2 separate regions of the Homo sapiens genome follow, and region 2 is linked to region 1. The links are chromatin contacts, found by Hi-C or POLR2A ChIA-PET in ENCODE. All regions are on one chromosome and are shown on one strand. The core of a region is the stretch at or near the end of the contact, and the rest is flanking DNA. Distances in the headings are between cores, read along the strand shown.

The links. Hi-C counts contacts between places; a loop is a spot of excess contacts on that map. ChIA-PET counts read pairs that join two places held with the same protein, here RNA polymerase II (POLR2A). Pooled maps may share reads with other maps.
Region 2: a pooled map shows a loop between it and region 1 (10-fold over the local background). The contact joins the promoter of CHKA here to the promoter of SF1 in region 1. A Hi-C loop is called at or near these places in 1 of 50 pooled maps. POLR2A ChIA-PET finds 5 or more read pairs at or near these places in 3 of 52 experiments (activated CD4-positive, alpha-beta T cell, activated T-cell and naive thymus-derived CD4-positive, alpha-beta T cell).

Annotation. Positions count from the first base shown.
Region 1 is chr11:64,776,909-64,779,986 of GRCh38, reverse strand. SF1 (splicing factor 1) reads left to right here and starts at 1,445. Exons shown (of 13, transcript NM_004630.4): 1 at 1,445-1,625. The coding sequence starts at 1,595. RefSeq lists enhancers at 981-1,090, 1,067-1,668 and silencers at 1,331-1,730, 1,991-2,300.
Region 2 is chr11:68,119,753-68,123,013 of GRCh38, reverse strand. CHKA (choline kinase alpha) reads left to right here and starts at 1,626. Exons shown (of 12, transcript NM_001277.3): 1 at 1,626-2,186. The coding sequence starts at 1,837. It overlaps CHKA-DT (CHKA divergent transcript), which reads right to left and starts at 1,126. Exons shown (of 4, transcript NR_183630.1): 1 at 811-1,126. RefSeq lists silencers at 772-871, 1,222-1,651, 2,222-2,351 and enhancers at 121-887, 888-1,653, 2,502-2,631, 2,772-2,901.

The DNA.
Region 1 (3,078 bases), core at 196-2,695:
GGATTATAGGCGTCTGCCACCACGCTCGGCTAATTTTTGTACTTTTAGTAGAGACGGGGGTTTCACCGTGTTGGTCAGGTTGGTCTCGAACTCCTGACCTCAGGTGATCCCCCCGCCTTGGCCTCCCAGTGCCTTGGCACTGGCCTATTGTGTTTTATATACTATGTTTGTCATCTGGAAAGGCAAGCTCCTGCTCCGTCTTGTAAAGTTTTCCCAGTACTGTAGTAGTTATTTTTATTTTTATTTTTGACAGTCTCGCTCTGTCACCCAGGCTGAAGTGCAGTGGCCCCATCTCGGCTCACTGCAACCTCCGCCTCCCGGGTTCAAGCGATTCTCTTGCCTCATCCTCCTGGGAAGCTGGGATTGCAGGAGTGCACCACTACACCCAACTAATTTTTGTATTTTTCGTAGAGACGGGGTTTCGCCATGTTGGTCAGGCTGGTCTCGACCTTCTGACCTTGTGATTCGCCCGCCTCGGCCTGTCAAAGTGCTGGGATTACAGGCGTGAGCCACCGCGCCCGGCCGTAGTTATTGTTTTATACGATTTTAAGATCATTTAATTAAATCCTCTGAACTCCGTGGAGATTCCAATAGAAGTGTGTATTTGTAATTTTTGAACTGACAACCTTCTGTTACCTTTCATCTAATATGTTGTTGCATCAGTTCAAATACTGTTTTAAATCCTTCGATAAGTCGTCTCTATTCGTAGCTTTTTGGGTCACTTTTTTTTTTTTTTTTTTTTTCCAAAAAAACAGGAAGTCTTTTTACCTGCAGCGTCAACTGAGCCGGTTTTCCGGCGCGCGCCAGCCCCTCCCCTGCTCCCGCCCCAAGGTTCTGCGTTACCATGGGAACAAAGGTTGACGTCACTTAGGGCTTCCTTGCTGGACCCAAGGGTCGATGGTGAAGGGAGACGGGTGGAGAGGCGGTTTTGCTCCATCTACGCATGCGCACTTCCTGCTCCAGGACTCCCCCGCCGTAAATCTCGTTCCGGCTGGGCCTTTTCCGCCGCGACTCTCGCTTAATCCCGGAGAAACTGCCCCCTGGGGGAGGGGAGTAGAAAAAGGCTGGAACCAGCGACAGCCAATCCCGCGACACTACAACGCAGGCGAGATTGATTGAGTCCACCACCGCAGCCAATGAGAGAGCTCGCCGTCGCTCCGTCATAGAGTTCGCCCCACCCCATCCCCTCCTTTCTGGACTCGGAGCTCAGTTCACGCAGTAACAAATGAAGTGCGCGCTGCGACACCTCCCAGCCCACCGAACTCCGCCGCCATTTCCTCGCTTGGCCTAACGGTTCGGCCAATCCCAGCGCGCATCAAGAAGGACTGAGGCTCCGCCAATCGGAGGCCGCCGATTTCGACCCTTCGCCTCGGCCCGGCCCAATCCAGGCCCCGGCCCCGCCGCCCCCGGCCCGCCCCCGCGGTGCCCTCTCTCCTCCCTCTTTGTGCGTCTCGCGCCGCCGCCGCCCGCCGCGTGAGAGGACGGGCTCCGCGCGCTCCGGCAGCGCATTCGGGTCCCCTCCCCCCGGGAGGCTTGCGAAGGAGAAGCCGCCGCAGAGGAAAAGCAGGTGCCGGTGCCTGTCCCCGGGGGCGCCATGGCGACCGGAGCGAACGCCACGCCGTTGGGTAAGCTGGGCCCCCCCGGGCTGCCCCCGCTCCCCGGGCCCAAAGGAGGCTTCGAGCCGGGCCCTCCGCCTGCACCCGGGCCTGGGGCGGGGCTGCTGGCTCCCGGGCCGCCGCCGCCCCCGCCCGTGGGCTCGATGGGGGCCCTGACCGCGGCCTTCCCCTTCGCGGCGCTGCCTCCGCCGCCTCCGCCGCCGCCCCCTCCGCCTCCCCAGCAGCCGCCGCCGCCTCCACCGCCACCGTCCCCCGGCGCCTCGTACCCGCCGCCGCAGCCGCCCCCTCCGCCGCCGCTCTACCAGCGCGTGTCGCCGCCGCAGCCGCCGCCACCCCAGCCGCCGCGTAAGGACCAGCAGCCGGGCCCGGCCGGCGGCGGAGGAGGTGAGTCGGGCCGAGAGAGCGCGAGAGGCGTCGCGCGGACGGGCCCGGCCGCCTGAGGGGCGCGCGGCGGCGGCGACGGCGGCTGCACGCGGCAGGGGCGCGCGTGCGCGCACGGGGAGGCCCGGGCGGAGGCGCCCCTGGGCGCGCGCGGCCTGGTTCTAGGGCCTCGAGTGCGCACGCGCGCTGTGGGGGGAGGGCTGGGCGGGCGGGAGGCGCTCTGTGCGCAGACGCAGTGAGGTGGCCGGGCTGTGCGGCGCAACTGTATAGACTGGGGGCCCACTATTGCTGTCCAGTCCGCTGGTGTCGGGAACAGGGGTGGCGGGTGTTCAGCGCTGGACGGGGTGCTAGCTGTGAATGCCAGCAGGGCGTGAAAGCCTCACCTGATGACGTGCAGCGACTCCCTTCTGGTCTTGAGGAACCAGAATGGGAACCGTACCAAGGATAGCTCCTCTGCTTCTACAGCAAGGCAGGGTTTTCATCCGGGAGAGGTTGGCATGCTTCAGATGATGGTTGGGTCTGATCTTTCTTGGTCTCTTTTGGGGAGAGAATTTTAGTTTGTTTTTTTTTTTAAATCTGTTCAGTATGTTTAGATCTCAGTCTGATCGGCTGCCCTGTCGCTTTGTTTTAAAAAGCTTTTCCCTCTGATCCTGTACCCCTTGGGAAATAGAAGGACTCTTTTGTGGCAAATGTAGGGAGTTTCTGCCTATGTACGGGGAAAGGAGAACTTGGCTGCTATTGTATAGGTTGTTGAATTTTTGATAGATCCTTTTAAGAGTTCAGACCCTCAGTGTCCAACTGGCCAGGAAAACTGAATGCTGATCTTGGCTAAACTTATGAAGACAAAGGTGATCTTGTTGAAGAATTGGGCTTTTCCCACTTGGTAGGGTGTAACTAGGTTTAGTTGTGGTCCGGCCTCTCGTACAAAAGTGACTGGTGAGGGGAGTGGAGGTGGGTGGAGCCCCCAGTCCCATCAGGACTGCTTTACAAATCTATGATTCTTCAGTGTATTTTTGTCTCCCCTGGGGATTTCAGAGCACTCATGGTTGATGTAGTATCTATCTAACACTCTCTGCAGCCA
Region 2 (3,261 bases), core at 377-2,876, 3.3 Mb before region 1:
CCAGGGGCCTTGGTCTCTCCTACCTCCCTGCAGGTCAACTTCCAGGCCTGTCGCCACAGCAGCCTTACAAAAGTCCCCTTTCATTTTTATCCTTAAATAAGACCATTTTGCGTGGAGCAAGTTCAGCCAAGTACACACTCTAAAAGATTTTTGCGGCCGGGCGCGGTGGCTCACTCCTGTAATCCCAGCACTTTGGGAGGCCGAGGCGGGCGGATCACGAGGTCAGGAGATCGAGACCATCCTGGCTAACACGATGAAACCCCGTCTCTACTAAAAATACAAAAAAAAAAAAAAAAAAAAAAAAAAAATTAGCCAGGCGTCGTGGCGGGCGTCTGTAGTCCTAGCTACTCGGGAGGCTGAGGCAGCAGAATGGCGTGAACCCGGGAGGCGGAGGTTGCAGTGAGCCGAGATCGTGCCACTGCACTCCAGCCTGGGCGACTGAGCAAGACTCCGTCTCAAAAAAAAAACCAAAAAACATTTTTGCTTCTGGAAGACTGTGAACTCCCCACATAGAAGCATTTCCTGTGTATCAGGCACTGGATTTCCTAAGCCCCTGGCAGCCCAGGAAACCTCCTGTTTCAGCTCATGTCCCATAAAATGGGATCCATAATTTTTATATGTATCAGCACCTCACTTCTAGGAAGGACGGGAGCAGTGAGGGACATGGGGCAGTGTGTGGCAAACGGTAGCAGGGGCCCTTGCCCCTCTACCCCGGCAAAGGTGCGTTAGTCACGGTCACAAGGCTGTTTCCTGCGGGGGATGGGGAGGCAGGGGCAGCGTCCACAACGCCAGTAGCCCCGTGGCACGCACCTTTGGCCTGTGCTCTGGGCAGTTGCGGCGGCCCCATGGCGGGGATGATGCCCCTCCCTCGACGGTCCCTGGGCCTCCAGCCCTGAACTTCTAGGCCCGAGCATCCTCAGTACCACGGACAGGGAAACTGAGGCTGCGGGAGGCGTGCAGAGGGCTGGGCCCCGGTAGCCGGCGTGCAGCCGGGCCCAGCCTGGCCCACCGTGTGGCCTCGAGCCCGTCACCTCTTCCCTCCTTCAGACCTCGGTTTCTTAGTAATTCTTCGGGCTCCGCGTTGGACAGGGCGAGACGCGCCTGTGGCAGCGCTGGGAAATGTTACAAAATCACACCCACTGAGCCCCAGGAGGAGGCTGCTCGCCCAAGGTCACGCGGAGAGGGCAGTAGCCTCCAGACACGTTTCCTGCCTGCCCCTGCCAGGCCCGGCCTCTGATGTCACGGGGCTTCCGAGGGGTCCAAGGAAACTTTCAGCTCCCAAAGCCAACCCCGGGGTCCTCCGAGGCTCAGGAGCCTCCCTCGCTCGGCCCAGTCCGGCTCCGTCCCACCGCGGAGGCGCTCTCCCGGCGCCCCCCGCGCCTCGCTCCCCTCTCCCCCTTCCCTGCGACCGCCGGGGCGCCCCCTCGACGCCCCGCCCCCTTCGCCCAGGCCCCGCTCACGGAGGCCGCAGCGCTCTGGGTTGGGGGCGGCGCCGCAGCCAATGGGGAGGCGGTGTGGCGAGGGCGGCGGCGGTTATGATGCGCCGGGCCGGCGGACGGCGGCCAATCAGTGGCGAGCGCGAGGGCGGGCTGTGACGCGGCCGGCGCTCCTCGTGCGGCGGCGGCAGAGGAGCGAGTGCAGCGGCCAGCAGCACATCCCCGCTCCACAGTCGCCGCAGTCGCCGCAGCCGCCGCCGCCGCCCCGCGCGCCCAACCGCCGCGGCCCCCTGCCCCGCCGGCCTGCCAGTGAGAGAGCGGCGAGGGGGCGCCCGGCCGGACTCTGAGCCTAGTCCTCTCGCGCTGCGGCCGCCCGCGCCTCCTCGGCCGCCTGTCGGGCATGAAAACCAAATTCTGCACCGGGGGCGAGGCGGAGCCCTCGCCGCTCGGGCTGCTGCTGAGCTGCGGTAGCGGCAGCGCGGCCCCGGCGCCCGGCGTGGGGCAGCAGCGCGACGCCGCCAGCGACCTCGAGTCCAAGCAGCTGGGCGGCCAACAGCCGCCGCTCGCGCTGCCCCCTCCGCCGCCGCTGCCGCTGCCGCTGCCGCTGCCCCAGCCCCCGCCGCCGCAGCCGCCCGCAGACGAGCAGCCGGAGCCCCGGACGCGGCGCAGGGCCTATCTGTGGTGCAAGGAGTTCCTGCCCGGCGCCTGGCGGGGCCTCCGCGAGGACGAGTTCCACATCAGTGTCATCAGGTCGGTGGCGCCGGGTCTGGGGGCCGCGGGACAGTCAGGTGACGCGGGGCGGGGCCGGGGCGGGGTCCGGGCAGGGGGCGTGGGCCGGGGGGGTCGGGGGCCGGGGGAGCCGGGGCCGGGGCGGAGGCCGGGGACCGGGGACCGCAGCCGGCGAAAGCCCTCCTTCTCCCAGCCCTGGGTAATCCAAGGGAAGCGGGTTCGCGGCCGCCGCAGGCCGTCCACAAACAGGCTTTTGTAAAAACGTCGGTTTCATGAGAAAACGGGTCTGTTCTAGGAGAACAATACCGTTCCATCACGAAGTGCGTGTGGTACTGACGCTTAAGATAGGTCTAGAAAGTCTCTGCGGTTTAGGGCCTTGAATGAAGGTGTTGTGGCTGGCTTTAAAAACACAAACCACTTTTTAACTTTTTTCTGTTAGTTTTTCGAGTTCGCGATTTGATGTCTTGTTCCCTCTCCAAGAGTCATTGTTAGTGGAGGAGTAGCATTTTCTCATCCCCTAAGAGACATCACTATAGCTGTGTTACTAGACAAAGGTGGGAGGCGTGGCTCCTAAAATAAGAGTAAGGTAGAAATGTTTTTTCCTTTTTTTTTTTTTTTTGAGACGGAGTTTCGCTCTTGGTCCCCAGGCTGGAGTGCAGTGGCGCGACCTCGGCTCACTGCAACCACGGCCTCCCGTGTTCAAGCGATTCTCCTTGCCTCAGCCTCCCGAGTAGCTGGGATTACAGACACACGCCACCACGCCCGGCTAATTTTGTATTTTTAGTAGAGACAAGGTTTCTCCATGTTCGTTAGGCTGATCTTGAACTCCCGACCTCAGGTGATCCACCCGCTTCGACCTCCCAAAATGTTGGGATTACAGGCATGAGCCACCGCGCTCGGCCATTTTTTCCTTTTTTTAAACTTGAAAATATTTAATCTTAAATTTGAATTACAGAAGTACGCGTGTAGGTATTCAGACTTAACAGAAGTCTGACCTTCTTTCACCACTCTGCTCCGAAGACATAACCATTCAACGTAGTGTGTGCATCCTTCTATTGAGACCTTTAAAGATGTGTTCCCGGGCCGGGCGCAGTGG